Regions from separate parts of the Homo sapiens genome. Here region 2 is linked to region 1. The links are chromatin contacts, found by Hi-C or POLR2A ChIA-PET in ENCODE. All regions are on one chromosome and are shown on one strand. Each heading gives the region's core, a stretch centred on a gene start or an enhancer-like site at or near the end of the contact. The rest is flanking DNA. Distances are from core to core; before and after follow the strand shown. Region 1 overlaps LOC105377136 (a long non-coding RNA gene). Region 2 has its middle 42 kb from the start of LINC01548.

Region 1 (4,565 bases), core at 205-2,704:
TAGCTGGGTCAGGAACCAACCACAGGAGCAATCATCTGAGGCTGACAGGTCTGGGAAGGTAAGAACATGGCAGATCCCATGGGAACCCCAAGAATGTGGAGGGCAGTTCCCAGACAGATAAGTGGGAGTTTGGGGTGGACCAAGCAATACTGTCTCCCTTCCATAACTCGCAAAAGAGGATGTGTTTTTGTCCATACACAGGTGTGTGTGTGTGTGTGTGTGTGTGTGTGTGTGTGTGTGTCTGTTGGGTGAGACAAAACATCTACACATTTTTAAAAATTCCCAGGATGTGTTCTAATAAAATATTTAGAACACTTGCTAGCTCAATAACTTTCTATGTTATTTTTAAGGATGTATAGGACCAATTAACAACACCACAGAAAAAGAGGTATCTGAGGCATGCAGGGAAGAGTGGTCACACTAATTATATTTCATTTGCAAATTTTAGCATTCTTCCTTGTTTTGAGCCAGGATTTGATAAGCATCTTTCATAGAAAAACTTTTTACATCACTTGCTGGTTTCCATTTCTGGGCCCAACACTTGCTCCCATTTTGGAGAGAAAATGTTAATGATTCTCCTGCTTTTCTCACAGGGAAGTTGCTGTTCTTTCAGCAGACATTTAATAGCTTCTCAACACAGTCAGAGCCCAGAGGTCACTATGATACCCAAAGGTCTCGTTCTGAGATATCACCACAGGGAGGATGGCTTGGGGACAGCTGGCTGGCTGTCCACCTGTTTCAGTCTGTCTGTTAGTTCCTGGAAAAGTGTGGGGTTTCACAGCCTGATCAGATGAGCAAACCCATATATACCAAACCCTCCATGTATGTAAGACACCCAGGGACACCACATGTCCCTGTGGGCCTGCAGAAGGGCTGAGAGTCTCATGGGCAAGAAGAGAATTGGGACCAAGACAAGGATGCTGCAGACTGTGGGAATCTAGAACCAGGGGCTGTCCCAGGGACCAGAGGCTTTAACAGCAAAAGCCACGAAAAAGCTGATGGTGAACTGTGAGGCAGTTTCCAAATCTGCGAGCATCTTCTTCATCCTTAACAGTAGAAATGGAATGCAGCCCTCATTCCTGGACTGTACCGAATGCAGGAAAAGAGAATGTCGGGGGCTCACAGGGCTCAGCACAGTGGGGTCCCTGTCTATAAAAGTTATCTGCTAGGTATTTTGGTAAAGGGGAAAAACTGAAAGATTAACCAGACCAACCCATGTCAAGACTATTAGGTGCCAGAGGAAGAGACTGAAGATGCATGAGAGGGAGCAAGTTGTGTTTATGGCTGTGTAGTACCCAGGAAGGTGCAACCCACATTTGTGAGGTTGTTGTTGGTGTGCAGGTTCAGGCTCTTGACTTCACGGCACAAAAGAATTTGAGAGCGAGTCCAAAGTGAAAGTAGGTAAAGGAGCTTATTGCAAAGCGAAAGTACACTCCGATAGCTGGGTTAGAGCAGGCTGACAGCGCCCACTGACGCTGAGGGAGCTCCCTTTATAGGAGTCTTACATGATTATTCATGAAGGATGGGAATGGGCATTGTTGTTAAGCATGCCGTGGGAGGTCTCCTGGATGCCCACGCACTACTGCTGTACACGCTAGCACATACATCCCATGTCTCATTAGCATCTGAAATCTCCACCCAGGGGTGTGTTTTTAGCATTAAAATGAGCATGGTTCAGCTTAAGGACATTGGTCGTGGACTTGTGCATCTGTGCGGACTTGGGGATTTTCCCTTTTGCCCCTGCTCCTCTCTGCTCCAGGATGTCCTAACCAAGAGCCTCAGATGCAGTTTGTGCACTGTCGGGTGGTTTGGTCTCTCCATAAGTTTGACAACTTTCCTGTTTCCTTTCAAGGAAGGCTGTGATCACCCTCTCCAACCTACCTCAAGGTGAGCACCATTTGTCTTCTGGGTGTCCTTCTTTCCCTCTTTTGGTATCTCCTCCCTCTTTTGGCATCCTCATCTATTCAGCAAACATCAATAGAGGACATCATATGTGCCGAAGACTCTCTCAGGGGTGTCTGGGGGTGGGTAGAAAGTACAAGATGATTAAAAAATGATGAGTTCATGTCCTTTGTAGGGACATGGATGGAGCTGGAAACCATCATTCTCAGCAAACTCTCGCAGGGATAAAAAACCAAACACTGCATGTTCTCACTCATAGGTGGGAATTGAACAATGAGAACACTTGGACACAGGAAGGGGAACATTACACACCGGGGCCTGTTGTGGGATGGCAGGAGTGGGGAGGGATAGCATTAGGAGATATACCTAATGTAAATGAAGAGTTAATGGGTGCAGCACACCAACATGACACATGTATACATATGTAACAAACCTGCATGTTGTGCACATGTACCCTAGAACTTAAAGTATAATAAAAATATATATATAAAAAAAGAAAGTACAAGATGATTAAAGGGAAGCTTATGGTGTATGCAGATAATCACACATATGAACCAATAATCAGGATACAATAGGTACTAAAAGAAGGGAAGCCTATCGGGGTGGGCTTCAGAGAGGAGGTGACATTTGCTAGAGGTCCTTAGGGTTGAATAATCTTTGCCAGGTGCAGGAAATGAAAGGCTGCTTTAGGAAGAGGGAGTAGGGTATTGAGTTCTGGGAGAATGGAGAGTTGGTGAGTAATTCAGTGAGATCAGACCTGGGGGTACCTGCAAGATGGTGACCTGAGGTGATGTGGAAGGTTGGATGGGAGTCTGGCTGTCCAGGGTGCTTGGCACATATTAGATGTTCAGTTAATGTTTACTCGAAGGTGAGAGAAAGAAGAATAATAGCAAGCATACAATATTGAACGTGATAATGACAGTACACATAATAGCTGTTTACTGATGGCCTACCCATTCTTTTTACTGTTTACAAAGTATTGGGAAAGAAAAAAATGACAGAATTTCAGCTACTTATTACTTTGCACTTCATGGCATTTCTCTACCTCTCTATCCACCACCCATCCATCCATCCTGTCTATCATCAGCCATCTATCTATCTACCTAGGAAAGAAGCAACACAAGAGGAAAAGACAGGAAAAGAGAACTCTGGACCCCTCTGATCTCGAGTCCCTCTGTGACAAGGTGATGGGAGCTAAGACGGCATGGCGAGACCATCTGCCCTGCCTGTCCCAGCATCTGCTCTGGAGAGTGGTCGATCTGAAGCTGGCGCAGGCCCCTATGGGATGCCAAGAGCAGCATCTTAGGGGGGCATTTTCCTCCCAGGGGTGTGCGCAATGCCATTCATGAAAGCCTTCATGCAGGGGAAGGGCACGACCTCTGACAGAGCTGCCAGAGCTCGTCAGCTCTGAGCCTTGACCCTTGGGTGAAGAGGGCATCGAGTTACCTGGCAAAGCGCAGCTCCTTTTTCAGAACAAGGGCTGAGTTAAAAGTACATATGTTAACATGGAGAACCTTAAAGATTTTCAGGGATGAGCAACAGCAGTAAGCATCTCTATTGATTTCCTGAGATGATCTTTTCACCTGTTCAAAGGGTCAGGTCACTGCCCAGGGCACCATCATCTGGCAGATCAGTGGAAGGGAGCGCTTTTGACAATGCATGGAACGGCGTGCAACAGATCCTGCATGTTGTAGAAACTCTATCTCTGGAGTAACTAGAGAGTTTATGAGGATGCAGCACTAGGGAGGGGTATATCCACTTCCATGTGTCGCTGGAAGGTGACATCATGCATGAGAGTGAAGCCCAAGGACGCCTCCTACCTGCCAAGCCTGTGCTGTCAGCTGCTGTCCTGGGAAGCCCAGCAGGTACTTATGCCACCGGCATTGACCTCGTGAAAGCCTTTTTTGGAGCCTAACAAAACTGCCTCGAGAGCTCGTTTATGAGCTGTAAAAGAAAATTTGTCTCATTGTAGTCATGTCTCAGTTTAGACTCAAAATGATATAGCTCAAATGGATTGCTATCTTATTCCCCAGACTGGGCTCAACAAGATGCATAGCTGACTTCTGTTAAATTCTTCTACATGCCCGGCACTGCACTTTGCATCATTTGATGCTTTCAAGAACACTGAGAAGTATAAATGATTACTATCTTCATTTTGCAGATGAGGAAACTGAGAATAAATTTGCAACAACTGATTACAGTCAAAAGAACCTGCTGCTGATTCTGAAGAGACATCAGAAGTAATGATACCCATCAGCTTTAAGTGAATTTATTGGCAGCTCATTGAAATAAGCATATTAAAAACATCTCAAGTTGACCTGTTTGAAAGGGATAGTGCCCGCTGTAAACTCTGACTTGCACGTGGCAGGTGCATATAAATGCACTAAATGTGGCCAGTCTGAGTTTAATGATGGAATATTACGATGGTAAAGAGAGTGTCAGCATCAGCAGCTCATTCTGTCCCCCAGTCATTCATTGTTTTTTGAAAGAATTCTTTAGAGATGGAATCTTGCTTTGTTGCCCAGACTGGTCTCAAACCCCTGGCCTCAAGTGATCCTCCTGCCTTGGCCACCCAAAGGCATGAACCACTGTGTCCAACCCATGTTCACCTTTGATGGGCTCCTGAGCTCTCAGTATTGCAATGTTGTTGATTTTTTAAATTA
Region 2 (4,752 bases), core at 1,924-4,423, 240 kb before region 1:
GAGCAGAGTATCACCTGATAAGTAAAATAAGTACGCTTGAGTTCCTACCGATATAAACAAACAGATGAATGTATAAGTGGAAAAAGCAGAATTCTAACTAATATGGCGGGGCACAGTGGCTCACAACTGAATCCCAACACTTTGGGAGGCTGAGGTGGGAGGGTTGCTTGAGCCTAGGAGTTTGAGACCAGGCTGGGCAACATAGTGAGACCCTATCTCTACACAAAAATTACTAATTCCAACTAATAAATATTAGGAAAGTGATGGAATTAGAAAATCATTTATTGGCAACCATCATAATCATCCAACGAAGAAACACTGGTGGATATTAAAAACAGTGAGTGAAGTCTGATGAGGAATGGGATATTTGCAAAGGCTCACGTACCTCCCCACAAGATCCTTGTATGTTACAAAGGGGGAAAAAAGTAACTTTACAGCGGAGGCACATGGACAACATCACCTTCATTATTTCGTTTACATGTAAGTCACCAGGACTGGGGTAAATTAAAATTGTGTGCCACTTGGCCAGATACAAGATGAACCCAGCATCACTTCTATGATGATGTTTCTGCCAAAGACATCCCTGACCCTCATAATAAGGCATCACCTGAAAAACCTACACTAAGGAACATCTACGGAATAATTGGCCTATTATTGTCAAAAGTGTCAAGGTCATGAGAGATAGAAACTGTTCTAGATTGAAGGAGACTAAAGAGATGGGACAACTCTGTGTGATGAGCAATCCTGGATTGGGTCCCTTGCCTATAAAAGTTTAGTGAGATTGAAACAACTAGAGAAGTGTGGATGGCATTTGAGAATGAGATGATAGTATGTACCGATGTTAATTTCTTCATTTTGGTGGTTGTATTTAGATCATGAAAGTGGGTGACTTTCACAATCATAGGAGATACACATTAAAGTATTTTAGGGTGATGGGCATCATGTCAGCAACTTATTACTCAAGTGAATTAGGAAAAACAGGTCTTTGCATTATTCTTGCAACATTTCTAAAATTTTAAAATTATTTAGAAATCAAAAGGGAGGCCGGGCACGGTGGCTTACACTTGTAATCCCAGCACTTTGGGAGGCTGAGGCGGGCGGATCATGAGGTCAAGAGATCGAGATGAGCCTGGCCAACATGGTGAAACCCCGTCTCTACTAAAAATACAAAAATTAGCTGGGCGTGGTGGGATGTGCCTGTAGTCCCAGCTACTCAGGAGGCTAAGGCAGGAGAATCTCTTGAACCCGGGAGGCAGAGGTTGCAGTGAGCCGAGATCACACCACTGCACTCCAGCCCGGGCGACAGAGTGAGACTCCATCTCAAAAATAATAATAATAATAATAATAATAATAATAATAAAATAAATAAGAAAAATAAAAAAGAAAAAGGGAAATTATTTTGTAAAAATCTACAAGTTAACATGTAACATCAGAATCTGGGCCCAATAATGAATGGGTCAAGCAAAGGCATATCCCCTGGGGAATGTGATGACCCTGAGTGCTCCAGGCTGGCACTGAAGGGCAGTCCTCCCTTGCTTTATTTCCAAGTGTCAGGCATGTTTTTATAACAGGGTAGAGTTGTCTCTTCTTTTCACATGGATGACCAGATGGTGCTCCCCGAGAGTCGAGAGCTGAGGTTATGTCCATACCTACTGGGGTAGCGGGAACAAGTTGCCTAGAAAAGCCACTGAGAGATCTCTATCTACCTGCAGACTCTGTGTATAGTGAAGACTCGGTATGTCCCCCAAAGTTGAAGAAAAGGCAATGGGTATATTCTGTGGGGTGCAATGTGTCTTACTGGGCAATAGCAACATGGATTATGAACAATAGCTCCCACCTCACCCAGGACACTCGACTCACTGCCATGGGGATTCTACATTTGTTTGGAGAAGTAGAGGTGCAGCTGGAAGAAGAGGAAGTGGGAGCATTATAAAGAGGGTTATAAAAGGTTTTTTGAGCAAGGCAGAGGAAATGAGACTTGATGGAGCAGGCACGGAAAGTCATTGCTGATTCCTGAATAGGGTTCAATATATTGACAATGGCATTGAAAGGGATTAAGAAGCCTGACCCTGAGCAGTCTGCTAGGCTAACCCTTATTTTCCAAGGGAGAGGGGGTGGGCATTGTCAAATTCTCTTGATTAAACAAGTTGATTCAGAATGAATGAATTAACGCATTTTGGTTGTTGTGAGAATTAAATGAATGAACACATGGAAAATCAGCACAGTGCTGAGAACAATACATGTTAGACACAAAAACACATGGGAAGCCCCCAAACTAGAGCTGGGCATATAAGAAGCCACTTCCCAAACGTGCCGAAAAACTCTACCCAACCCAAAACCCAAGCATCTAAAGATACGGCATTGGCCACTTTCTCCACCATCACTAGTGCTGTGGCCTCTTTATTTGCAATGGTGCTTTCTCTCCAAGGAATTCCAAGGTTCTTACAAACTTTAAATTACCCAGGGGAAATGAATCCTCACAAGCAAGAAAGCAAAATAAAGTGCCTCAACCAAAATAAACTCCCTCCACCTCTCTGTCTCCCTCTGCGCCCACCTCCTCACCTAAAATAACCCAGGTCAACTCTGCTCGCCTGCTCTGTCGTCGCCCGTGCCAGCCTTGGCTTCACTCCTGTCATCAGCTGACCCAAGATGATTGCTAATGAACCCTGTGCCCTCTCATCAGCAGGGTTTCTTTGGAGAAGTCCAGAAAGGTGCTTGAAAAAGGCCAGTGCCTCTTTGTTATTTTAATGACCGCTCTGTGACTTCAACCACTTAGAATCCAAATCCATCCTGTTTGCAGGGAACAGGATTCTCCTGTCGCAATGTCTGATCTTGATGAAGGCTTCTCGAAGCTTTGGATCTGCTAAGATCACACACAGTATTGGTGGTTATTGGTTTCTTGGGAGAAGCAGCTCCCCTGATGATAAAACTCCCACAGAGAGACCTGACTTCGCCAAGACCAAGTTCAAGACAGAGGGATGGCCGTGAGACTTGAGCTGGGATTGCAACAGCTGCTCTCGATAGTGTGTTCAAAATTCTATAACTGGAGATGGATGATACAGATATGTCCATTTCCAGGTTGCCAGCGGTTATCTGAGACACCCCAGTACCCTCTGGGTTTGCAACCCTCTGGCCAGTAAGGGGCGCTGTTGATTGAGGGACTGTGGCTGGAAGCTACGAGGGGGAAAAGAAGTGACCAGCAGATGTGGTCTGTGTTCCTGGTTCCTTAGAGACTTCCCTCTTTGGAGGACGATCTGATTAGAGCTGGAAAACTCAAACAAGCGGCTTCAACCCCAGCAGCCTCACTCTGCTATGTACTCTCGGAACAGAAACCGATCCCCACGGCAGTCTTTTCTCCGGACTGTGCAGAGGGCTCCAGGCCACCACAAGAGGCATCACTGTGATTGGTCCAGGCTGCAAACTGCTGCGTGCTTGTCCCATTTTCCTTCACTATTTCGTGTTTATTTATCTCTGACAACGATCGTGGCTGCATCTGATCCTTTCTTGCGGCCACTGTCACTACTCCCCCATACTGAAATCTACCAGGCACTTGGTTTGATAGACTACTAAAATAGTTAACGAAAGTCCTCAAATTTTGTGTGTTGGGGAGGCAGGAGACAGAAAAAATAGAGAAAGAAAATAATCTGAAGATATTGCATTCCATATTTATCCTGCGTGTCATGGGACCTATATTTGTAATTGCGTAATGTATACATATATATATATATATATAAAACATATATCCAAAAAAAAAAAAAAACCAAAAAACAAAAAAAACCTCTCCCAGGCCCCATTTTGCTGGAGTTTTAAAGACAAAGTGCCTCTGTGCTGAGACAGGAGCTGGGAGGCACTGTGCCCAAAGGCAGGAGGTTCATTCCTGTGTCGAGCTCTTCCCCTGCAAGCGAGGCCTGTGTTCGTGGGAGGGCACTTAGAGACACCCTCAAGAAAGGGCTATAGAAGTGCAAATTATTAATAGACATTATTCCAGTGATGCTCACTTAAAACCTCATTGGCAGCAGATGAAACAGTGGAGGCCTCTTGCCATTTGCTCGGATTTCTCCTGCTGTTCTCCCTCGAACGAGGACTGCAGCAAACATGAGATGTTTGAAAACTCAGCATATCTGCATTTTTTCTGGTTTTATGGGTCAAGGGAGGGAACGCTGGTTTTGAGGGAAAGGTGCATTTTCTTGAGTTGGCGGTGAACAAGTTAAATGAATACTGTCCCCCCTTCTTTTTTTGAGGTTATATTTAAAGATAAAAGTGTCCCTATTAACATGCAGATTTGGATATCCATTTGCAAAGAACAGAGTTATTTCAGATGCTGTATGGGAATCCTTTTTGTGCTTGTATCTTTGGGGGCGGAAAGTCCAGCTGCCTCTTCTAAGATTGCCCATAACTCTTCAGATGTCAACAAATCATTGAAAGGTGTCAGAATGGGGGAAATGAAAGATAATTATTCCAGCCGTGGAGAGCTACTTTGAAAGTGAATAGAATCTGTCAGATCGTCTTTTGAAAACGGCAGTTGGCTGCTTGTCTTGGCCATATTAAATGGATATATCTGGAGCCCAGTGAGGTTGTTTGAGATGGCAGTAATCAGCTTAAGTTGGTTTTGGTGGAGAAAAAAAAAAAGCACTAGAAACGGGGCAATTACTGAGTTGGCGTGGAACAGACGCCCTGATATGGTGATGCCGGGGATTTCTATTCAGTTCTTAAAAAAATGGAATCTTACATTCTTTGTGAATGAATAAAGAG

The links. A loop is a pair of places that touch in the nucleus more often than their neighbours do. ChIA-PET counts read pairs that join two places held with the same protein, here RNA polymerase II (POLR2A). Pooled maps may share reads with other maps.
Region 2: a map of naive thymus-derived CD4-positive, alpha-beta T cell shows a loop between it and region 1 (17-fold over the local background). The contact joins two enhancer-like sites. A Hi-C loop is called at or near these places in 1 of 168 maps with a recorded cell type or tissue (naive thymus-derived CD4-positive, alpha-beta T cell) and 6 of 50 pooled maps. POLR2A ChIA-PET finds 5 or more read pairs at or near these places in 1 of 52 experiments (activated T-cell).

Annotation. Positions count from the first base shown.
Region 1 is chr21:32,883,385-32,887,949 of GRCh38, reverse strand. It overlaps LOC105377136 (a long non-coding RNA gene), which reads right to left. Exons shown (of 6, transcript XR_937669.3): 2 at 3,723-3,846; 3 at 1,882-2,018. Among named protein-coding and RNA genes, the nearest start is that of EPCIP, 72 kb to the right of the region's middle. Within about 2 kb of position 1,454, at least 2 of the 41 ENCODE cell types and tissues checked have a DNase peak (open chromatin) inside an H3K27ac peak, as active enhancers do.
Region 2 is chr21:33,125,897-33,130,648 of GRCh38, reverse strand. No RefSeq gene overlaps it. Among named protein-coding and RNA genes, the nearest start is that of LINC01548, 42 kb to the left of the region's middle. Within about 2 kb of position 3,173, at least 3 of the 41 ENCODE cell types and tissues checked have a DNase peak (open chromatin) inside an H3K27ac peak, as active enhancers do.